Regions from separate parts of the Homo sapiens genome. Here region 1 is linked to region 2. A link is a loop called in an ENCODE intact Hi-C map of the cell type or tissue named here. Cell type or tissue: gastrocnemius medialis. All regions are shown on one strand. Links, peaks and the distances in the headings refer to the core of each region. The heading gives the core; the rest is flanking DNA. Region 1 has its middle 64 kb from the start of SCEL. Region 2 has its middle 61 kb from the start of MYCBP2.

Region 1 (8,343 bases), core at 168-8,167, 84 kb after region 2:
TTGTTCACTTCCAGGAGGCATTCAATCAGGCAAGCTATCAAGAAGATCTGGCCTTTGATAAACACATCCACTTTAATAGCAGTTCCCGAGATGAAATGTTTGGATTTATGGCACCCAATCACTGCAGCTTGAAAATATGAAATAACTTGCTAGTGAACTGCCATGAAAACCATTACATTATGCTAGGGTCTTCCTTTTAGTAAGATATGGGATGTTATTAATTGATTAATCTCCCTCCCTATTCTTAAAAATGATTTAAGGAGGGTGGCCATTTGCTACGATGGAAAAGTACGGCTTCCTGGTCTGATATAAAATGAGAAATTGCCCAAGATGAGCTCTAAGATGTCTTCTACATAACATCTTCTATGATACAATTTTTGGGAGTCTGTCCTTCAAAACTTCATTACAAGGGGTCATATTAAGATGAACTCTTAATAATAAGCCTCCTTATGTGGGGCTCACAGAGACCTAGATTCGTCCTAGAATCCACTGGGATTTGAACTGTCATGATTCTGAAGCTTACATGGATCCACAGAGTTGATGTCAACTTAATTCCTTGGAAAATTAGGAGACAAAGATTTGTTCTCTGTTCTTATTCCTAACTTGGTGAGTTCCACTAATGGTTGCTACCTTTCAGAGGCACAGACTTTGTAATAACAGGGGATGGCGCATTACAATTTCTATGTTACACAAATTCTAAAATTAAGTTTAGTGATTGGGAGGGAAGGTGATTGAGAAAAGTATACTTTTCAACTAATGAAACAACATTTAACTTCTGAGAAGGTACTTGTTGTATTACTTAGCAATGTGGAGTTTCATCCCAGGCTGAATAGATTTCAAGGCAAACGGTGTCAGTTATAATAATGCTGAGAATTTTTTCTGGCCAATGTTATATAAGAAAAGGTTTTATTAAAGAAAGTTTAAGCAGCATGATTCATAACAGCCAAAAAGCGGAAGCAACCCAAGTGTCCACAGCCAGATCAATGAATAAACAAAATGTGTTATATCCATAAGATGAAATATTTTTCAGCCTTAAAAGGAAGGAAATTCTGACACATGTTGAAATGCTACAACATGAATGAAACTTGAAGGCATGCAATGTGAAACCAGACACAAAAGGACAAATACTATATAATTTCATTGATTTGAGGTACCTAGAATAGTGAAATTCATAGAGATAGAAAGTAGAATGGAGGTGGCCATGGGTTTGGGGAGTGGGGAATGGGGAGTTATTGTTTAAAGGCTACAGAGTTGCAGTTTGGAAAGATGAAAAAGTTCTTCCCAAAGTTTTGGGATGGTGGATAGTGGTGATGAATGTACTAAAAGCCACAAAACCACACACTTACAAATGGTTAAAATGGCAAATTATATATGTTACACATATTTCACCACAAGTATAATACTAAATTTAAAAAGAACAGAAAGAGTTTAAAATGACTTCAACTACATCTTCATATTTATTCCTTTTCCTAATTTAAGAGGGAAATAATTTCAGTTCCCCAGAGTTCTGTGTTTCTGGTATTTTAATGTGGAATAAAATGTTACCAACTCGTTTTTGCTTCTATTAAGATCTCGCTCTTGGTAGGCCACTGGCTTTGAGAAACATCTTGTGTCTTTGAATTCAGATAAAATAGAGTTACAGCTAATTACATCTTGGATTTGTTTTACAATTACAAATATAGAAGGTAGATGAAGAAAAATTATGTTCCAATCTTTGAAAACTGCCATTTGGAAGATTGTCTACATGATGGTTTACATTAAAGGTGCAATATTAGCATGGCTTTTTATTACTAAATATATTTTAAAATATACATTTGGGCATTAACTTTAAGATACTTATAAAATATTTTCTTATTTGCTAAAGCGAATCCCTTTGATTTATAATATACTTCTTGTCCATTTATAAATATTTAATGAAACCTTACTCTTTTTTTTGCTTTTTATGGTGCATAAAATAGATTGATAGTGTCTCAAAAGTTTTTTTATTTTTCCATTTTCTGTTATAAAAATAATCATGAATACCTTTATGTGTCAAAATTTCAAGCCAATACTACTGAAGTGAGAATAATTTTTCTACTTTTTAAAAGAAAAGTCACAATCGTCTGTCAAGTGTTTTAAAATTCAGATTCTCATTCAAAAATTTGCATGAGATTTATTTTAAAACAGTTTTTTTTCTTCCCAAGATGATAGTAAAAGATAGGAGAGAAAAGAAAGAAAAGATGGTAAAAGATGATGGTAAAAGACACGGCTTGACGCACCTACACATACGCTGATAGACTATAGAGCACCTTAATTTTTTTCCCTTTTTGATCTCCTCACCTTTTTTTTTTTTTTTTTGAGATAGAGTCTCACTCTGTCACCCAGGCTGGAGTACAGCAGCGCGATCTCGGCTCACTGCAACCTCCGCTTCCCGGGTTCAAGGGATTCTTCTGCCTCAGTCTCCTGAGTAGCTGGGACTACAGGCATGCACCACCATGCTCGGCTAACTTTTTGTATTTTTAGTAGAGACAGGGTTTCACCGTGTTAGCCAGGATGGTTTTGATCTCCTAACCATGTGATCTGCCTGCCTCCTAACCTTGTGATCCGCCTGCCTCAGCCTCCCAAAGTGCTGGGATTACAGGCGTGAGCTACTGCGCCCAGCCTTGATCCCCTTTTTATGATTAATCTGTTATTACGTGAGTTTTGAGATAAATTTTCATAAATGCTTAATTTTTCATACATAAAATGATTAAAATAATTCTTACAAAGAATAGTAAGTAAGTAATTTTTAATAAGTATTTTTAACATTGTGTTGAGGTTAAAGAAGAAGGCATATACAACATAAGCACACACTCATATGGAAGTTTCAGGAAAGTAATAAGCAGAGAAGTCCTGTAAGTCATGAGTTGGGGCAGGGGCAGGGATTGGAAAGGCTGAACTTTTATTGTTAAATATACCTTGGGCAGTAGTGACCTTGGCTTTGGGCAAGATTCCTTAATTTTATTTTATTCCCAAATCTGTTGCAAAATGGAGAGTTCGCAGGAGGTGGTTATTTCGGTGAGAATGAATTTCATGGTGGAACGGTCATGTGACTGGAGTCCATCAAGGGTCAGTTGTTTCCTTGTGAGTGGTTTGACTTCCCTTTGGGTCAGCCTGAGTGAATGTCAGGTGCTTTTTCACATGGTGAAAGTGAGCTCTTCTGTAGCCACCTCTGAAGAAAGCTGGCCACTATGGAGCAGGGGGCAGAGGGGTAAAGAGCTCCTCAATTCTTTGCGGGCAATTCCCAAATCCAAACTCCTCTGAAAACTCAAAGACTTTGTTTTTTTAACTTCATTGGCGATAGTATTGGACCCAACCTGATGTGGGACTATTTGTAGATTTAACTGAAAATGTTAATATTAGTGTTTGATTATAGGTGCTACCCAGGCCCTGTATGACATCCCATGTGATTTTCCACCATATTATTCTAAAAGTCAGAATGCTCCTGAATTCCCAAACACCTTTGATCAGGAAAGATCTCAATATTATGCTAAAAGACCCCCTCAGTTGAGGATGAGGATACAAACAATCTGTCTTCACCTACTGGATAGGATGAAATTAGTCAAAAGGGTGAAGGAGAAAAGAGACTTGTCTAGCTACCCTACTGCAACGTTATAGATAGAGATCCAGAGGTCACAGTCCCCTTACCTGCTCAAGGCCCTGTGACTCAAAAAAGAGAAAAGTAGGATTCTAGTCTGTCTATTTATCCCTTGATAAAAGCATCAGTTCTAGGCCTGCGGTAGTCTCTAGGATGCTTCGGACAAAGCAATTTCCCTAGCTCTGTAAGTGAGACTATTAGCAAACTGAGGTCTCAGGGTTGGGTGATATATGTGGAAGGAGACTGTGAATCTTTTGGAGACCGTGAGCGATGTTAAATCAAAATTTTCACTGCCACGGCATTTCACCATTGTGAAATGTCATTTTCTTAGACAATTAGGTCTCCAAATTCTGCCAAAGGCCACTTAGTCTTTCCTTTCTCTTCTAGGAAGGAATGTGCCTAAATTTTCCCAGAATAATGGGTGTTTCCTTCAGAGAAATAGATTGCTCAACCTGGCTCAGTGGCAGCCAAATCCAGAGAATAACAAAATTTAGGGCAGAATTTTTTTTTCATATCATACCAAGAGTACTGTATAGAAATCCAAGGTACTGCATGATGGTCTGTGCTTAACTATGACAAAAAAAAAAAAAAAAAAAGGGACTCAGAGGTTGCTATTGCTTAGTTATAACGGTGACAAACCCCTTAAGACTTTGATCAGACACTCAGGTAGTAACTTGTGGCATAACTATGGAGCATCGCCTGGGAAAGAATGGGAAACTACTTCCCTGACCAGTCTTTTAGCTTGTTTCCAGTTTAGGAGACTATAATGCAAACTGTCTATGCAAAACCAGGAATAACCTAGCTCTTTTAAGAGAGATCTGAGGCTGAGGGAATGAAATACTTAAATGATTAGATAATTAATGATTAAATGCTGCTGGATCCAAGATTGGTGCTTTCTACTATTTCCTCTTTGTTCCTGGGCAGGACCTGAAGGTCCCTTGCAAAACCTCCAGATTGCCTTAAAGAATCTCTCCAAGCCTTGCTACCTACCTGCATTCTATACCTCCTTCTCCTTCTTCTCATGTCCCTGCCTCTTTCTCCCCCATTCCTTTATACCTGGGTTGTTTCTTCCTACTCAGCCCTTTAGTTAGTTGTCTTATTAAGTTGTATTTTTTTCTGGGTCTCTACTCGTTTGTTAAGAGCAGTTGATCACCCTCAGTAGTGACTGACTAGAGGAACACTCTCCATGTTGGTTTCTGGCACAGAGTTTGTGCTCACTGAATGTGTTTCAAATTGAATATTCACAGTATCTCCGCCACAGCTATCTCTCTTTAGTCTGGCATTTCGTGGACGAGTGATGAGGAGAAACCAGCAGGTTTCTACATTCACACAAATTCTCAGCCACTTGGTTTTTCCCTTCCAGCTTGAATCATGAAGAGCTTCAGAATAACATTGGTTTTCTCAGACTGGTGTATTAGCTGGGACAGACCAACTACTATCACATAGAATTTCAAAATTTCAAAGTTTAAAATTGGAATTAAAACTCCAAAATAAAACTTAATTTGTCACGTGTTTTGCAGGCCTAGCCTAGTTGGCTGACCAGTGGACAGCTTTCCTCCAGGCAGCAATTCAGCCTCTAGATCCTTAGACTTCTCCATTCATTGGGTGCAAAGGGAAATAAGAGAGAAAGAATTGTGGGCAGGAGGACGTCATAGACCAGGCCTGGAGGTTGGACCCATCACTTCTATTTAGGTTCCATTGACCAATACCCAGTCACAGGCCACATCCAACTGGAAAGACAACTATGATATATTGCCCACCAGTATACTTGGAAGAAAGGCAAAGTGGTTTGGTGAACCACTAACTGGTTGCTGGCACAGATGTCGTGGATGAATATCTGTTTTTAGTAATCAAATGATTGCTAAAATGTTAAGAAAAAACATGGTAGCCTTAAAGAGTATATAGAAAGTCCTCAGCGATTCTTACAGTTGGGAAACCATTACATTTTGATATATTGAGTTATGGAAATGAAGTTGAATATATAAAAGTATATTAAAGCTTAAAATATACATGGTTGATATACCAGAATTATGTCTGCCAATATGTTAAATGTTTTCCATGACAAAGGAATTTATGGTATTACAGCATATATTGAAGACAGTTCAGTTACATTTTTGCCATTTTTGCAGGATGTTTGACCCCTTCCTATTTCTCTTTTCATCTTTCAAAAGAAGAAAAGCTGCTTTATTTTATACGCTTACATGTATAATCACGAAAAAACAAATGCAGAAATGAAGGAGAAAGGAGGAAGCAATAAAGGAAGAAGGAAAAGAAGGAAAGAAGAAAAGAACAAAGGAAAAAACACACTAAAGACAGCACCATCATACTTATTTTTGTAACCATTTTGGTGTTATTTTGTAGTAATTGATTGCATTAAATTTTGAGGGTTTTTTTTTGCCCCAACTGTGAAGAAATAAACAAGCAGAATTGCATTTCATTGTTCGTTTTGGCATTGAGTTTAATTGTTTTCCTTTTCTTTTAGTTATATTAGCTCATCCCTCCATTCATCAGCACTCACTGCAGGCAGGATTCACTCCCAGTACAGGAGTACTATGGGTTTCTGGTGAAATGCACATTAAAAATAATCAAAGTGCAAGCAGTTTCACAAACACTGTAACATGGAGGAGTTTCCGAAGAACGGCAGAGCCTGGAAAGAATAAGTAGGAACATAGCTACAAACCAGACAAGAGATCAAAGAAATCAACTTCTTCCTAAAACAACCAACTTTACAAAATTATCATCATGGGAGCTGCATGGACAATTCAAATGGCATTATTGAGGGTGAAGATGGAGAGACAGAAAGGGCTCAGAATGGAACGACAAATGGCCTGCATTAGCAGTCTGCCTATATTCAAGAAACTAAGCTTAATGTTTTTCCACCTAGTCCGTCTGTCCGTCCGTCCTTCCTTCCCCCACTTCCTTCCTTTTGTATATAGCATCTTCAATGTGAGAGATGCCTTGTTGAGGAATATCAGTTAACATTGTCCAGTGGTGTTCAAGAACCTCAAGGCTGACTGTCATTGGCAAAGAGGCTGAACAGCTGGCACATCAGGCAGGGGTAGGTTGTGTCAGCACAGACACTATGAATGAGTGGAAGCCCTGGGTTTTGCCTCTGGATCATGGATTGGAGTGTATTATAATCAAGGTGCTCAGGTAAGAGTGTTGGGTGACCCCCATCTGTTGCTTACCTTCCGCATTGCAATCTCATTCATTCAGTCCACTTTTATTCAGTTACTGTTGAGCAAGATAGTCCTGGTCAATTGAAAAATGTGTGAGGCATGCCTATGACCTGCAGTGAATCCATGAGTCGGTAACAACTTCAATTCTTGCCTCCTTAGAAGAAAGAATTCCACTGAGAGGCATAAGGCAAAAGGAGCAACTAAGTTTTTTTTTTTTTTTTTTTTTTGAGACGGAGTCTCCCTCTATCGCCGGGGCTGGAGTGCAGCAGCGCGATCTCGGCTCACTGCAACTTCCACTTCCCGGGTTCAAGCGATTCCCTTGCCTCAGTCTCCTGCATAGCTGGGACTACAGGCGTGTGCCACCACGCCCAGTTAATTTTTTGTATTTTTAGTAAAGTTGGCGTTTCACCATGTTAGCCAGGATGGTCTCGAACTCCTGACCTCATGATCCACCCGCCTCAGCCTCCCAAAGTGCTGGTGTGTCCGGAATTGGTGGGTTCTTGGTCTCACTGACTTCAAGAATGAAGCCGTGGACCCTTGGGGTGAGTGTTACAGTTCTTAAAGGTGGCGTATCCAGAGTTTGTTCCTTCTGATGTTCAGATGTGTTCAGAGTTTCTTCCTTTTGGTGGGTTCCTGGTCTCACTGGCTCAGGAATGAAGCTGCAAACCTTCACAGTGAGTGTTACAACTCTTAAGGCAGCGCGTCTGGAGTTGCTCATTCCTCCTGGTGGGTTCGTGGTCTCCCTGGCTTCAGGAGTGAAGCTGCAGACCTTCGCCGTGAGTGTTGCAGCTCGTAGAGGCAGTGTGGACTCAAAGAGTGAGCAGCAGCAAAATTTATTGCAAAGACCAAAAGAACACAGTTTCCACAGCATGGAAGTGCACCCCAGCGGGTTGCCACTAGTGGCACAAGCAGCCTGCTTTTATTCTCTTATCTGGCCCCACCCACATCCTGCTGATTGGTCCATTTTACAGAGAGCTGATTGGTCCATTTTACAGAGAGCTGATTGGTCCGTTTTGACAGGATGCTGATTGGTGCGTTTACAATCCCTGAGCTAGACGCAAAAGTTCTCCACGTCCCCACTAAATTAGCTAGATACAGAGTGCCCACACAAAGGTTCTCAAAGTCCCCACCAGAGTAGCTAGATACAGAGTGTCGATTGGTGCATTCACAAACCCTGAGCTAGACACAGGGTGCTGATTGGTGTGTTTACAAACCTTGAGCTAGATACAGAGTGCCAATTGGTGTATTTACAATCCCTTAGCTGGACATAAAGGTTCTCCAAGTCCCCACCAGGGTAGCTAGATACAGAGTGTGGACTGGTGCCTTCACAAACCCTGAGCTAGACACAGGGTACTGATTGGTGTATTTACAATCCCTTATCTAGACATAAAGGTTCTCCAAGTCCCCACCAGACTCAGGAGCCCGGCTGGCTTCACCCAGTGGATCCCGCACAGGGGCCGCATGTGGAGCTGCCTATCAGTCCCAGGCCGTGCGCCGGCACTCCTCAGCCCTTGGGTGGTGGATGGGACTGGGCGCTGTGGAACAGGG
Region 2 (8,318 bases), core at 1-8,000:
TTCTTATTTTGAAAATTTTCAAATCAACGAAAAGATTGAAAGAATAGTAAAGTGAATATTCATATACCATCCTCCTAGATTTAGTTATTAACATTTTGCCATATATGTTTTATCTCCATTTAAAATAATAACTTTTTTTTTTTAGAATTTAGGGCACATAGCTAACAAAAATTTCCCTTTTGTTTTATTGTCTGTAGCTATAGCTAAATTTATAAGTTCTACGAGAGGAGAAACTAGGGCTGACTTGTTCATTACTGCTTCTCCAGCATTTAACATAATGGTTGTATAGTGTATACATAACTATAGTGTATAGTAAGAGCTCAGTAAATTTTCACTGACTGATGGACTGAGTTGTTCTTTATACACTTGGACCTTGCAAGATGCAGAAATCACTCAAAGCTTGAAAGAAACTAGATTTGATCTAAAGTAGAATTTTTAAAAGTGCACTCAAATATTGAAGGGAATGTCTAAATCCCTTTATTTCTCTCAGCACTTATTACAATGCCTTGCCTCAGATAGCTGCTCATTAAATATTCCTTGAATGTCAGAACAAATCAACTTGGTAGGAATATCCAAGACAGTCCCAGAGCTGACCAAACTTTGGAAAATAAGCCAAAATAATAAAAATTTGGAGATTTGAAGAGTGAGCTTATTCAGACTGGGATAGTCTATAAATGGACTTGATATCTCAGCTCATCTCTGAAGAAAAAAAACAATGAATGCAGAACAGAAAAAAAGGAAAATTCACTTAAAAACAACTTTATGGGAATTCTTAGACATAAAGGAGATTTTTTTAAGAGTGACGGCTGTTAAGTTTTGAAATTGGGTTGTTTACAGAGGTAATTCTCTTGTGTAGATCTACTTCTCTGGAGTAATCTATTGCAAACTAGAAAGTTTTTAGGATCTTTTAATAGATTTCTGTCTAAAATGACTACATCTAATTGTGCCAAATAGTAAAAAAGAACGTCAAAAGGATGTTTCACCATTGTCTACACAATAAAGTATCTTAGCATGTAATTCAAGGTCCTTTGCAAAACTAACTCCCAGCTAACTCCATAACTTTACCATTCTTGTCCCACATGTAGCCTGAGTTGTGGTCCAGGGTTTTTTTGACTGGGTTCTGTGGAACTCTGGTGTCCCTAACCCTTTACTGGATTTCTTTTTTTTTTTTTTTGACAGAGTCTTGCTCTGTCACCCAGGCTAGAGTGCAGTGGCACTATCTCAGCTCACTGTAACCTCCACCTCCCAGGTTCAAGCTATTCTCGTTCTTCCACCTCCTGAGTAGCTGGGATTATAGGCACCCAGCACCACAGCTGGCTACCTTTTGTATTTTTAGTAGAGACGAGGTTTTGCCATGTTGGTCAGGCTGGTCTCGAACTCCTGACCTCAAGTGATCCTTTTGCTTTGGCCTCCCAGAGTGCTGGGATTACAGGCATAAGCCACCACGCCTAGCCCCCTTACTGGAGGATATTCATGAGATACATTAACCCAATTAGAGTTTCTGAAAAATTCTACAGCAAGAAGCCATTATAATAGTTTACCAAACTTACTTGACCAAGAAATTTTTGAAGTGGCAGACTATGGGTTAACATTATGAGGGACCTTTGTACTTCCCAGAATATAGTTTGCAAAGTGCTGCCTAACCATTATAATGCTTAGAATTCCTTGAATGTTGCTCATGACATTTCTGCCAGGAATAATTTAATTTACTCAGAAAAAGCTGCTATGCCCAAAAAGAAAGCCACACAAGATGGGGAGAACTTGTGGAACTAATTCTGTAATTTAAACACATGTCTACCTGCCCTATGAGGTGTGTAATCATCTCTACTTTGTAGTTGGAAGCATAATCTTAATATATAAGTGTTCTGTATTTTTTCTTTATATTTGACTAAATTAAATCTCAGGATTTTGTGTCATTTACATTTTAGTCTTTAAGATAGAAATATTCAGAATCAAGAGATATGTGCAAACAATTTATGAGTGGAGTGACAGAATGATATTTGAAAAAAGTAGTTTCCATGAAGTGGATAGTACTTGGTATGTTCAAAAGTCTCACTTGCTAAGTTTTGCAGCTTTGCAACATTTATTCAAATGAGTGCCAATGATTGAAAGAGCAACATACATTTAAATTAATAAAACAAAATGAAAATCTTCCTTGGTGAACAGAAATGACCTTTGTTGACATATGCTTGTGTGCTTATTTAGGAAAGTGGCAAATGGATGAAAACTTTATATTGATTACTCATTACTTTGTTTTTTTCTCTAAGGTGTCCATAAATTGTGTCATTCATTCATTCACTAGCTTTTTCAACTTAGTGTTGGGAGCCATTTCCCATAGGTTTCTAATGTTTCTGCACATCTTGTGAGCAGAGGCACTGACAGCCTTTTTTCCTGAATAATCTTTTTAAAAGATATTTGATAGTGAAAACAAGATAGAGATAGTATCTACTTCTGGACACAAACTTCTGGAGCAGATTCAGTCCAGCATACCATAAATAATGTCTTCCTTCAGAGCAAAAGTCGGACAGGTTTTCTTGCAGCCCAATTGTTTATTGGACAGGTTTTCTTGCAGCCCAATTGTTTATAATAAAAGATTGGGGTTTCCTAGCTCAGGGTTTCTCAGCTCAAACTCATGATGTGAGTAGCATCTACCTAGGGTGCTCCATATAACTCCCATGGGACTTGAGGGATAGGGGGAACAACATGAAAATTGAGCTCAGGGTGCTGACTACATCATGAGTAATAAAGTTCTTTGTCTCTGACCCAGGAGACTTGTGTCTTCTGCCAGTATCCAAGAAACATGGCAGGCTAACTTGTTGGCTTGCGAAGCTTAGTAAAAGAGCCTTAACAGTTCTTTGCCCAGGTTTTTTTTTTTTTCTTTTTTTTTGGATGCCATTAGGCTTGTCTTGGATTGGGGCCCCTGGTGCAAATCATTGCTGGATGGCAAGCATGAGGCAGAGGTCAAATCTGGAGGGAAAAGCAGTACTGGCCTAAGGCAAATCAGATACATTATCAAGGGGCCAGGCGTGATGGCTCACACTTGTAATCCCAGCACTTTGGGAGGCCGAGGCTGGTGGATCACCTGAGGTCAGAAGTTCGAGACCAGCCTGGCCAACATGGTGAAACCCCGTCTCTACTAAAAATACAAAGATTAGCCGGGCATGGTGGCACGTGCCTGTAACCCCAACTACTTGGGAGGCTGAGGCAGGAGGATCGCTTGAACCTGGGAGGCAGAGGTTGCAGTGAGCCGAGATTGTGCCACTGCACTCCAGCCTGGGTGACAGAGTGAGACTCCGTCTCAAAAAAAAAAAAAAAAAGAAAAGAAAGAAAGAGAGAGACATTATCAAGGGAACAGGATTGACCTGATATTATCCAAGGAAAGCTACCTAACCTGGGTTCAGAGCAGAACTGAATGAACAGACAAAGTTAGAAATGAGTAGGCATCTGAGGTTAGGATGGCTTCTATTCCAGACAGATGTGGTCAGAAATAGGTTCACAGAAAGTAACTCTTGGTTCCTTTCTGCTCTACGGCACGGCTATTAACACAGATTGGACTTTTTTCCTTCCTCCAAAAGTGACCCATGGGTAAGACTCTTAGTTCTTAAGTTGCCAAGTCCTTGGGCTGTTCTAGCCCGATGCCAGGACCTAGTCATTATCACTACCAGTGTTTAAGGGAGGGTGATGTTCTTGGTCTATTGGGGAACACTGGCTCAATCCATCTTAGAGTGTGTTGGTTCTTGGTGTCTGATTGTCTAGGCTGTTTCACAGAATAGTTTTCTGCTCCTGCGACCAGTCATCCTTGGGGTAGGGTTGGAGGTATTGGACTCTGGACCTTAAGAAATCACTCTGGACAAATTTTTAAAAAGTCAAGTTGATAGTGGCGTAAATAGTAACAAATTTCTAAATGATGTGTCATTCAGTTTTCTCAGCACAAACAGTTACAGTTCCCCTAGGAATTTGGAACTGTTGGCCATGCTCTTTCTAAAGGGGGAAGTGGTTAAAATAGCAGCAGTTTGTCCAAGCTGGCAAGCTAATGCAGTGGTGGCTACCTCTTTGTACTCATAAATAGACTTATAAAAATGAATATGCCACAAAACGCAATGGCTATGGTGTAATCACATGAAAGTTTATAGAGAAAACTCTCCAACTATTTCAGCCTCTTAATTTTGACTTGATTTATAGTGTTCTTCTAAATGATTGGTCAACTATTCCATCAACGTTATTGGTGGGATTTGTCAGAAATATTTTTTAATGACTCTTAGGGGAATATGTAGGAGTGGTTTAATTATCTTCAAAATGTACAATGTCATATGCTGCCTTTCAGTTTGATTATTCTTAAGTTCAGTGGGAAATACGCTTCTGAAAGTTGAATTTGGAATAAACAGGACAAAAATGAGCGAATGTGGGCTGGAAAACTCTCAAAGCAAAGTACAGGTCCTGGCCCCAGGGCAGAACAGGCTGTCCTAAACCAAGTTCAGAAGGAGGTGTGGAAATTGAAGGGCAGAGTTGGAAAGCAATCTGGGGGAAGCAGGTAGCACGATGTGGAATCTGAAATGCTGGGCCACATGGATTTCAAGGACAGCTGGTTAACAGGGAAAAGCAGTACTGGCCTAAGACAAATCAGAGACATTATCAAGGGGTCAGGCATGGTGGCTCACACCTGTAATTTCAGCACTTTAGGAGGCCGAGGCAGGCAGATCACCTGAGGTCATTGCATTAGTGCTAGAATGCAAAAGAAGAGTTTGGCTTGTTGGTAGAGAGACTGAGAAAAGCTAATGTGAGTAAAAGGGATTCAGGCATATTGGCAGCTCAGGGAAGGTAGGATAACTGTGACAAAAACAAAACAGCAGACAGGGAGTGTCTCACCAGACTATTTTAACAAAGCAAACCAGGTGGAGACAGAGCTACTAATAACCTGCTAAATTATAACCCAGTGTGTTCTGGAATTGGGTGGGACTGTGCCTGGTAATGGCAGTGATGTTAGAAGTAACTGGAGCAAGAATGGGTCTGTTTGTATCCCCCTGCTTTGGCTGGAGGACAAAATTCCCTTTACTTGTAGGGTCTCACTAGGCTTGTGTTGGTCAAGAGCCTCTCAACCATTCCCAAAGAGCGTATGAGCAAGAGTAGAGCTAAGAGGTAAATCCAGTGATTCAGAGATAAGGTTTGGGTATCCTACCAAATGGAAGGGCCAGAAGTATCAGAAGTTCTGGGGTGGAATCAGGGTAAGACTTTCTTCCTTCCCTCATTCATTCAGTGTATATTATGTGGAGGTTCTATGCTAAGTTTTTGTGACTACCAAGATGCGAAGACATAGCCCCTGTCCTCCAATAATTTAGTCTTTTAGGTAAGCTAGATAAGAGGATGACAATCCAGTGTGGTGAGAACCATGATAAAGATAAATACAGGGCTCTGCAAGAGCATGCAAGCTGCTGGTGGGGAGCATAGATCATGAAAGATGATTTCCTGGAGGAGGTGATGATTGAGCTGTGTCAAAAAGGATGAGTAGGAGATAGGTAGGTAATGATGGAGCTTATTCTAAACCAGGGTTTGTGCAAATCCTGAGAGCTGGAAGAGCGTGATGCAGTCAGGAACCCTCAGTATTTCAGGGCTGCTGAGGCTGGAGAGTCATAAGGAGCATTTTGTACGTCATAATTTCTCTGCTATGGTGAGAAATTCAACCACTCACTTTTAGGTCATTCAGACCAGCTCCAATAATGAGCAATAGTGGCTCTCTTAATTTTCTGTGAGCCCTTTCCTAGGCAAGCTTCCCTTCATTGGAATTCCTGTCTTCTTACCAAGAAACAGAGTCTAAGTTCTTTCTGGACTGGCGGGGGTGGAGTGGTGAGGGGGAGCTGAAATTACCTCTTTCTTGCACATAGACCTACATGCTGAGATTCTAGCACTCCTCCCACTCGGGTTTTTGGAACTGGGTCACAAACTGGCATACCCTGGTAAGCTCATGAAGACTCTTTCCTTAAGCCCTCCCCTTAGCAGAAAGAGATGGACTCATGCCTGTCTAACTAAATAGCAGACTCTGGAGCATGCAATTAGAACAATCTTTGGGTACTTTCACCCCTGGAGGACTATCCCTTAGGTCCTACAGTTTGGGGGTTGAATTTATATTCAGCATTTCATTTTCTTGCATAAAGATGTTATAGAAAATGAAAATGTCATGTTTTTTAGTGCTGCTTAGATATTATCTATGGTGATGGATTGTTGCTATGAATATTTGAGTTGCTATGAATGCTTGAAGAGGCAAAGTGTGTCATAGTGAAAGTGCCAGAATGTTGTGTTAGCTACCTGACTGATGCTTCTGGTGCTAAAATGCAATTAATGAGGCTTGCCTTGCCCACCTCATGTGGTTATTTGAAAGATTAAATTACAGAATCTATGTGAAAATGAAGTGTCAGTAGAATGCTATTCAAACAGAAGATGTTATTATTTGAGTTGCTTCTGGGGGGCAAAAAGAGCACATTTTTCTTCTGAAATGTATCTTTTAAGTAGGAATGAGTTACCATGGTATTAGAGACACTTCAGTACAAAATTGACAAATAAATGGAAAAAAATTTATGAAATGTCATTTAGAGCTGTTTTTTAATAGTGTCTCAATGCATTGAATAGCATTTAAGGCTCTTTTTCCTATCTGTATTTAAGGGCTCTAACTGCAAATTGATAGATATTTGATTCTGTAATTCCAGATATTTTGAACATTGAAATAGGTAGCACTTTTGTGAAAGATAATTGCTCTGAAAGAGAGTTTTAGCTTTGACTGAGAGAAAGGTATTGGTAATTTCCAAGAGCACTTTAAAAAGTGGCTGCAGAATTCAAACAGAAAGCCATCAAGATCAGGATTAGTGGAAGCAGAAGGAGTGAGCAACAGGAGTACAGCGTCTGTTCTAATAGTTTAAATGTGCAAGGGAGATGAGAAGTGAAGAAATAGAAGGAGATGGGGAGAGATTTGCAAGACGCTTATTATCTTTCAACAAAGGGTGGTGCCTGTTGCACATGTATTACAGAAAGGGCATAAATCTTCCTTTCAACAATGATCAAGGTCTGGGATTAAATATCTGCTCCAAGCTCCTTCTTTCCAGTCATCATCCCTCCCTCCCCACTTGCAAGGCTGTTGCAAACTTCCAGAAGGAGTCCCTGGGTGTGTTTCGCAGGAAGAAGGAATGTCCTCCTCTCAAAATAACTCAGAGAGCAGTGAGACATTGACTTGGGACTTGGGAACATTCAAGAAGAAATGGCTACAGCAGAGAAATTTTTTTTTTTTCTGAGTTTCATGTCCTGACTAGAGAAAGAAAACTGATTATAAGGGCCGTAGAGGTGACCTGCTGTCACAGAAACCTAGGTGTAGGGTAGGGTGAAGGTTCTTTGTCCCTCCATGCTTAAGGCTATGCATTGCTTGCACACAGTGGGAAGCACTAAACTTGATTTCTCAAGAGTATTATTTCCAATAATATTTCTATAAATAGGAAAATATGAGAAATGAAGTTAGCCATTTCACTGAAGAAGCAGTTTCCTGCATTTTTTAAAACAAAACTATATAAATGTACTAGTGTCATACTAGTGCTATAAAAGAAAGCAAGAAAATTATAAAGCTCTTGAATATTTAGTGTGGCTGGGATATATCACATTGATATTCTGTTAATCTGATGTTTTCAATTAAGCCTTCCTAATTGGTGCTCACAGATAATCTAATTCTATTTATATGGGGAATAAGTTTGAATACCTTCTACTAATACACCCATGTCCAAAATACTTTTTCAAGTGAAAAGTCACATGTACATTATGAAAATTCTCTTTCAGATACATTAGTTGTTAAATTCTAGAACTAAAATACTGAATTTATTGCTTTCTCAAAACAGTATTTAGTTTTATGAATAAGGTACAGTAGTATATCAATTGTAGTACATTGCAGTAATGAAACACCTGCTGCTCAGATAATCTAAAATATGCAACTAAGGACTTTTAACTTTCCATTTTACTGTGTTAGGAAAGGAGGCCAGGTATTGCCTATATAATTTCATACTTAGCAAAACTTGTTTTGAGGCTAGTGTGATAATATATATGTTAAATAGATATTTCTTGCTATCTGGGTGTGGTGAGATGAATGCCTGGAGAGTAACTGGTTTTTTCTGTTGGCTCAGGGGCTTGTATCTGCCTGTTCTGGAAGGGTGAGTCTGAAGCACTGGGTGCTTTTCTATTCTTTCCTGCTGCAGAGTGGTTCTGAAACAGCTAATCTAACTTTAGAATATATACAAAATTGAAAAAACAAGCAAGCAAATAAAAACTCTTGGGAGATTAGGGCATGCACA

The links. A loop is a pair of places that touch in the nucleus more often than their neighbours do. Peaks named below come from ENCODE experiments on the same cell type or tissue, not always from the same donor. Only the 100,000 strongest peaks of a DNase experiment are listed, where the experiment ranks them.
Region 1: a loop joins it to region 2, with 2.8 times the contacts of the local background. A loop is called at or near these places in 4 of 110 quality-filtered maps.

The regions. Positions count from the first base shown.
Region 1 is chr13:77,467,204-77,475,546 of GRCh38, forward strand. No RefSeq gene overlaps it. Among named protein-coding and RNA genes, the nearest start is that of SCEL, 64 kb to the right of the region's middle. In gastrocnemius medialis, for the core only: no CTCF peak of the experiment used is centred there; a DNase peak (open chromatin) is centred at 4,058.
Region 2 is chr13:77,383,525-77,391,842 of GRCh38, forward strand. No RefSeq gene overlaps it. Among named protein-coding and RNA genes, the nearest start is that of MYCBP2, 61 kb to the left of the region's middle. In gastrocnemius medialis, for the core only: no CTCF peak of the experiment used is centred there; DNase peaks (open chromatin) are centred at 4,017, 4,447 and 7,127; H3K27ac peaks cover 2,262 bases.